Linked DNA regions of Homo sapiens: region 1 is linked to region 2. A link is a loop called in an ENCODE intact Hi-C map of the cell type or tissue named here. Cell type or tissue: adrenal gland. All regions are shown on one strand.

Region 1 (4,000 bases), 300 kb after region 2:
TCTATATCCTCTTTGGTTCATGTTGTTTGGGAGATATTTTCATTTTGGTTTATGGAGTGTGTTGAACAAAGTCCACTTGATTGTGGAAGGAAACAGGCTCTTGACTGAGTTGTATTTTCATCTTTGGCTCATTCACATGTTTCTGAAAGACCTTGGGCAAGTTACTCAACTTTTGAGCCTAATTTTCTGAATGTGTCACTTGTTTATAATTACGTCTGCTTTGTTGTAAGGGTTAAATCAGATGGACTTCATATAGCCCCTTACACAGAGACTGGCAAATAGTACATGCTCAATAAATGGACATGGACATTACTGCTATTTTAAACTATTAAAGGCTAGAATTATTCCCAGTATTCAGTATGTACATAAGTAATAATTGGGCCACTGTTTATTCATCTGTGTTTAAATGACAAAAGGAAGAGATAGTATCTATTTTGCTTCCTTAGATATAGACTGCTCTTCTGTTACCTATTTTTTTTTTTTTTGAGACAGAGTCTCACTCTCTTGCCCAGGCTGGAGTGCAGTGGCACAATCTCGGCTCACTGCAACCTCCAACTCCTGGGTTCAAGCAATTGTGCTGCGTTGGCCTCCCAAGTACTGAGGTTAAAAGCACCCGCCACCACATCTGGCTAATTTTTGTATTTTTAGTAGAGATAGGGTTTTTACCTTGTTGGCCAGGCTAGTCTTGAACTCCTGACCTCAGGTGATCCACTGGCCTCAGCCTTGCAATGTGCTGAGATTGCAGGCGTGAGCCACCATGCCCAGTCTGTTACCTGATTTGTTATACTTTCTATGTCTGTTTCTCTCTGCAACACTACTTTTCAGTAATTGCTGTCCCTCCAATCTCTGTATTTAAATCCTGGTAGTTTTCTTGGATAGCTCATATTTTAGATATAATTTGCTTTGGTGAATTAGTGAATGTCTTCAATATTTCCACAAACCTCTCTGTATCATATTTACCCCATTTTGACTTCACTTCTTTGTATTGGAGAACTGGCTGCCACATGTAGCCTTGTCGACTGGCATCTCTGTGTGTGTTTTGCTGAGCGCCTTCTGCCAAACTTCTGTATTACAAAAGACAACAGCATTATTTACAACAGTGAAAGATGGTTAATAACCTAGATAGTTAACATGAGTGGAAATATTCAGTAAATTATGATAATTCCCTAAAATGGAATATTTTGAAGACATGAAAAAAATGATATTTATGAAGAATTTGTAATGGTGATAAAATGATTATAATAAAAATATTTATGGCAGGATTCCAAGTATGGAAAGAAAATAAGATCTTCAGAATGCTTGAGTTAGCTAACAGAAACTGGCTCTGAATGCAAGGTTTTCAGATTTTTATTTTGTATTTCTTTAAATATTTTTGTTTTCAAATATTTCTGTGCTAAGAACAATTTTCTTTCTTTGTTGGAAAAAGTAACTTCTGTAAAAAATTGAGGAAAGCAAATCTGTAAGATGAACTTAGTCCACTTAGTTTTTGTATGGTTTCATAAATTAAAATTATATTTTTAAACTGTCTCAGAGTGGAACTGTTTTTTAAAGACAACCTTTAATGCTTATGCCAGAGGAGACACTAAAATATAGAAGCTCCTTTGTAATGATAATCTGTAGGTTGAACAACAACTCCATGCCCCATTTTTCAATCAATATTTAATGTAGCAAGGGCCTCTGGCATGATTCATGACAGTAAAAGTGTCGAGAAAAGCACAAATCAGTTCCCCAGTTATTAACTGTGCTTTAACTCAGCATTTTCCAGAATGTACTCTGAGACACATTAACTTTCAAGATTCTCTGAACAAATGTTTCTGTGGTCAAATTAAGTTAGGGAAATCCTGCAGTATGGTTTACAGGACAGCCTGGAAGCTAATTGATTAAATTTCTGACTCTGGAAATTACTCGTTGGAAATTTTTACTTAAAATTTCTATGCTTCCGTTTCTTTGTGTATAAAATAGGAAATATGTTGTGTGGTGGTATGAATAACAAATGACATAATAAATGTAAAATGTCTGGCACAGTGCCTGACCCACAATTATCTACTGTAATTATTTTTATACTCTTTCCTCTTCTTGAAGCTGAATAGGATTGACAATATAGCATATTAAGGATTCTGATAAATTGTGCAGTAAGGAGACATGTTTAACTTTATTTAAGGTTAATGTCACAAACATTTCACCATGGGATGCTGTAATGGTTACTTCCCCCATGGAACTGGTGTTCTAGAAAACACACATTGGAAGCATGGCTCCGGATAGTTCTAAGGAAGCACCCTGTAACATGCAGGTGCATTCTCTACTATGTTCAAAACAAACACCAACAGGCCATTAGTGAAAATGGCCGAGTAAGGAACTCTGAAATTCCATAGTTTCATAAAAGCAATAAAAAAGCATTGATAAAATTGTTAGAAGTAACTTTTTTGGAACTCTGGAGATTAACCAAAGGCTTAGACAACCCAAGAGGCACTTATTCAAGAACAGCAGCTGAACTTTGTTGAGAACAGTAAGCTTTGTGGTATTTTAACTTACCCTAGTCTCATTCCCCATTTACTATCTCAGCGATAGCCTTGAAAATAACAACCCATGTGCCTTGTACCAGAGAGAGCAGAAGAGACCTTTTTCATACAGAATTATAATTACTCGGTATGTTTGTTGGCTTTCCGGAAGAAGACTAGCTGGAAAGGCTTTTCTTTATTTTACTCAACTTGGAACTTTCCCAGTGCTACTTGGGAGGAGAAGGGTAATTGTCTAAAACATTTACAGGAAAATGTTCCAGTCACTGCTGCGTGAAGTGATAGATAATAGTTGGTGCAAACAATAGACTAAAAAGCTTTAGAAGAAATGCTGGGAAATAGGGCTCAAAAGCTTCTGTCTATTTCTGGGAATCTATAGGTTCATGTGCATGCCCAGGCTTGTGCACCTGCCTCGAGAAAGACTTGAGGAAGCCCCAGACTTTCACCTCTGCCTAACCTTGAGGGTCTGTGCTAGCAGGAAGTGAAGGCTAAGGCAGAGCTGTCAACTATCTGGCTGAGTGTTGAGGGTGTGCTCTAACAAACACAAAGCTCTTCTGCAAATGATGGAAGATTTCTTGGTTCTAAGAGTTTAAGGAAATCTCTTTATAGTCGTTAGATGACCACTAAGCTAATGGAACAGAAATAAAAGAATGAAGAGAAATGAACAAAGTCTTAGAGACACATGAGGTGCCATCAAGTGTAGCAACCATAATGGCAACCCCAGAAGTAGAAGAAAAAGAGAAAAGAGAAGAAATAATATTTGAAGATAATAATGGTAAAAAGTAATCCAAATGTGACAAAAAACAATAAGCTACACTTCCAAGAAGCTCAGTGAATCCCTAGTAAGATAAACTAAAAAAGAACCACACCGAGATTAATTAAACTGTCACAGTTAAACACAGAATTTTGAAAGCAGCAAGGGAGAAGTGACTCATCAGGTGTAGTAAGATTAACAGCTGATTTCCCATCAAACTCTGTGGAGGCCAGAAGGCAGTGAGATGACATACTCAAAGTGCTGAAAAAATCTACTGTCAATCAAGAATTGTATATCTGAAAAACTATCTTTAAAAATGAAGAAGAAATTAAGACATTTCCAGATAAACAAAAATTGAGTTTGTCACTAGTAGACTTGTCCTGCAACAGATAGTAAAGAGAGTCATTCAGAAATGAAATGTAAGGATAGTATAGAGTAACTCAAAGCTGCATGAAGAAATTAAGAACACCAGTAAAGTTAACTACATGGATAAATGAGACACAGCATAAATGTATTTTTGTTTGCAATTCTTTTTATTCCATGTGTTTTAAAAATTGTATAAAGTTATTAAATCTATATAGATAGGCACATAATAAAGCTATAATATGTGGTAAAAACAGCATAAAGGGGATGAATGAAGAGATATGACAGCATAGATTTTGTATATATTTGAAATTAAGTAGTATTAATAGAAACTGGATTATTATAAATTGAGATGCTAATTATAATA
Region 2 (4,000 bases):
GGAGTCCACCCCTGGCCTGGGTAACTGCAGTGCTGCACTCGCTGCTGTTTGGGGGTCAGTCACATGAAACATTCATGAATCACAATGATTTTGCAGCCGAAAGGGAAGGGAAAGGGGGTATGGAAGCCCTGACCACACCGTCATTTAACAATCCAGGAGACCAAATCCAGTGTGACTGCCCAAGGACGGGATCTGGAGGAGATCTAGCTTTGTACTGATTTTTGGAAGCAATCTCAGTGGGCAGGGTTCCTAGAAGGCGCCCCACATGAGAGTGTTGATGTTCTCTGCGTGCTGACACAGCATTCTGCAGCCAAGCAGGAAGGGAGAGTCCCCTCATTCAGTCTGCTTTCAGTTCTTCAGATCACATCTTGGAGAAATGATCAGTAAGTGCAATGAGTGATCCTTGATGATTGCTGGAATTTGCAAAGAAAAAGGATCTAAAGAGTATGATTGGGTTAACTGGGAGGAAATTTGAATGTAGATTAAGAAGTACATGATAGAATTGAATGGATTTTAAATTTTCTGGGTGTGAGAATCATTGCTGTGGTTATGTAGAAGAATGCCCTTGTGCTAGGAGATATGTGCTGAAGTATTTAGGAGACAACTCATGTTTGTCTCATACTTGTCTACAAATGGTTCACAAAAAATATGTGTGCGCTTTTGCACACGTGCCCACATGTGCGCGCACACACACACACACCAGTCGCCCCTTATCCATGGTTTCGCTCTCATGGTTTCTGTTAGTCTCAGTCAAACAAGGTCTGAAAATATGAAATGGAAAATTCCAGAAATAAACAATTGATAAATTTTAAATTTTGCAATATTCTGAGTGGCCGTGATGAAATCTCATGCTGTCCCACACCATCCTGCCAGGACATGAATCATCCCTTTGTCCAGTGGGTCCACACTGGAGATACTACGTACTGTTAGTCACAGAGATCGTCTGCTCCTGACATCCAGCCATCGACATCATCCTGTCTTTATGATACAGGATCACCCAAAGCAGGTGTTCCTTCTTCCAAAGCATCATCAGAAGGTAACAGCAGCCTAACCTCCCTTCATCTCATCACGCAGGCGTGTTACCAACTCACATCATCACAAGAAGAAGGGGGAGAGCAGTACAAGAAGACACTTTGAGAGAGGGAGAAAGCGTTCACATAACTTTTATTATAGTAGATTGTTATAACTGTTCTATCTTCTTATTAGTTGTTAAACTCTTAGTGCACCTAATTTATAAATTAAACTTTATCCTAGATATGTATAGGAATAAAACATAGTATATATAGGATTCGGTACTATCTGAGGTTTCACGTAGCCACTGGGGGTCTTGGAACATATCCCCTATGGATAAGGGGGCACTGCTGTAATCAACTGTGCACATATCTGTATATATACACATACATATAAATACATATACACATATATATACACATGCAAAGAGAGAGAGAAGAGGGTGAGACAGAGAAAAAAGCAAATATCAGCGTTAACATCCAGTGCATCTAGACTCTAAAGAAAGGCCATATAAATGTTCGCTGTGTTATTCATGCAACTCTTTAGTAGGCTTGAAATTTTTCAAAATAAAAAGTTGGAAAAATAATAAATTAAAAATTTTAAAAGTGAGAAAGCTTAAAGAAAGTATCAAGTAAACACACAATGTGTTAGTGGGCATTAAACCGAGCCCTGCTGTGGGGCCTCCAGGTGGCCAGTAGATCCCACATTCCAGCGTCAGTCGGCCCCAGGTCTGAGTCCCTCCTATGCCAGATGGGGATGAGGTCGGTCACGGCCTCACAGGTGTGTGGTGAGCATTGTATGAATGGCATGCGTAGAGTCCTCGGCACCAAGCCTGCACCAGAAGCCAGGTTTCAAAGAAGGGTGACTGTGGTGTGGGTCCCTGTAAGTACTACTGGGCTTGGCACATGGGAAGCAGGAAATTGGATGTAACCTGTGGGAGACCCGAACCTGGTGACTTCACCTGTCTGAGTCCCTCCAGAAGGGGATAGCTGGGGATTAAAGGCACGAAAAGACCCCCCACCTTATCCCCACCACACACACACACACACACACACACACACACACACACACACACTCATATCTCCTCTTCAGGGAGATCCTGTCCATCAGCTGAGGAGTTGGGGCTGGGTGAGACAGCTGGCCTCTGTGCACTGGAATGGAGCTAGTTCCATTTTCCAGTCCCTGTGTCCCAGCACTGGGGTGCCCCCTCCTCCGGGGCAGTGGCCAGCGCCTGGCAGCTCAGAGGAACAGAGAGCTCCTCTTCCCTGGCCCTCTCGGGCAGACCTGACAATCCCCACTGCTGCGGGGAGGCTCTGCCATCCTTGTGCTAATCCCATTACCCACAAATGAAGATGTAATCACAGCCCTTTCAAAGGGCTCCCAAAGCAGATCCCTCTTTGGAAAGAGAAAAGCAAGTGCAATTGTCCGAGCCACTGACTTCTGAAGCTCCTGCTGGGAGGAGGGGATGCAGAAGTTATTTGGGGCCAGCAGCCTCTCAGCTGGGAAGGGACTGAAATGGCGGTCAGGGCAGAGACAGCCCGAGTGTGGGTGACTAGTTAGGACCAGGTGGTGGGGTGAGGTGTGCAAGGGGCTGAGGCCTCCCAGCTCCCACACTGACCTTACTGCGACCTCGCTAGAGCTACAAGCCTATGCCCTGGGATATAAACATGAATAGGATACAGTCCCCTCTCTGGGAGTCCACGCCTAGGTTCATACGCAGGCACATCAACCATACCTCTGTTAGCACCATGAAGCTGGGGCCAAGTCTCCTTCCTCCTACCTGGTGTGTGACCCAGCACAAAGCAGACACTCGAGGAACATTGATAGACTAATGGAGCCACACGCTTTCCAACCCTGGGCCTTTGCTAATGCTGGTCCCTCACTGCAGAAGATCCTTCCCCATCCTTTTACAGATGACCTAAAATCTCCCCCTTGCAGGGTCTGGACTTGGGCTGTATGGAGAAGTTCTAATCTTTACTGTAACCTCAGCTAGAGCTACATAATTTCAGCGCCTCCCACTGTGCATCTTTCAAATGGGTGCAAAGGTCTTATCTGATATGTTGCTGAGCAGCTGTGTGTGGAGGTGAAATATAAATGGTGACATGGGCACAGATGTGAGGGCCCCGTTGATGTCAACGTCACATTATATGAACAGTAGTAAACTTTCCTCAACACTGACTACATGCCCGGCACTTTTGTGATGCTACTTTCATTCCCATTTTACAGATGAGGAAACTGAGGCACAGAGTGGCCAAGTGACTTTTTCAATATCATAGGGCTGGAGAATGGTGACTAGTTTTAATGGCCAGCAAAAGCAGGAACAAAAGCTACCATCTGCTTGGAAGCGTCGTTACTTTTGAACAGAAACTCTGGTGTCTGGCAGACAGCAATGAATTCATCTACTTTTGCATAGGAGTACGGTTATCTTGCCCTTTGACTGTGCCCTTGTAGGCCAGCAGAAGTTCTGAGATTCAAGGTGGATGAAGGGATTGAACCATGACCTGGAGTGGAAAATGCATCCTTGGGGCTAAGTATGTCCTGTGTGCCCCGGGCCTGGGCTCCACGTGGCCCTCACTGCCTTCTAACAATCATTGCTGGCTATGTGTGAAGCGCCTTGTGCTAGGTACTGTCCTGTGTGAAATCAGTGGCATGCTGGGAAATGTCTGACAAACAGCCCTTGGAGATAGAACTCCCATCCACAGTATTTCTCCTCCATGGTGTAAATAATCCCACTTCCCACCATGGTGGATCTCAAGCTATCAATATGAGATTATTGACAGGGAATTGGGAGGGGTTGCACACAACTGGGTCTCCTGTGTGGCTCCAGTGCACTGATTCTTAAGAACTCACAGCACCCTGATTGGGGGACAGCACTTTTATTATGCCAGTTTTATAGATTAGAGCATTAACTCATGGAGAGGTTAAGACAAGCACTTCCCAAGATCACCTGTCAAGTAAATTCTGATGCTGAACCCTTGTCTCCAGGAAC

Evidence for each region. A loop is a pair of places that touch in the nucleus more often than their neighbours do. Peaks named below come from ENCODE experiments on the same cell type or tissue, not always from the same donor. Only the 100,000 strongest peaks of a DNase experiment are listed, where the experiment ranks them.
Region 1: a loop joins it to region 2, with 4 times the contacts of the local background. A loop is called at or near these places in 1 of 110 quality-filtered maps.

The regions. Positions count from the first base shown.
Region 1 is chr4:5,083,270-5,087,269 of GRCh38, forward strand. All of the region lies in intron 1 of STK32B (serine/threonine kinase 32B), which reads left to right. Among named protein-coding and RNA genes, the nearest start is that of STK32B, 34 kb to the left of the region's middle. In adrenal gland, no CTCF peak of the experiment used is centred here; no DNase peak of the experiment used is centred here.
Region 2 is chr4:4,782,273-4,786,272 of GRCh38, forward strand. It overlaps LOC101928279 (a long non-coding RNA gene), which reads left to right. Exons shown (of 3, transcript NR_125892.1): 3 at 3,238-4,000. Among named protein-coding and RNA genes, the nearest start is that of LINC01396, 60 kb to the right of the region's middle. In adrenal gland, no CTCF peak of the experiment used is centred here; a DNase peak (open chromatin) is centred at 2,296.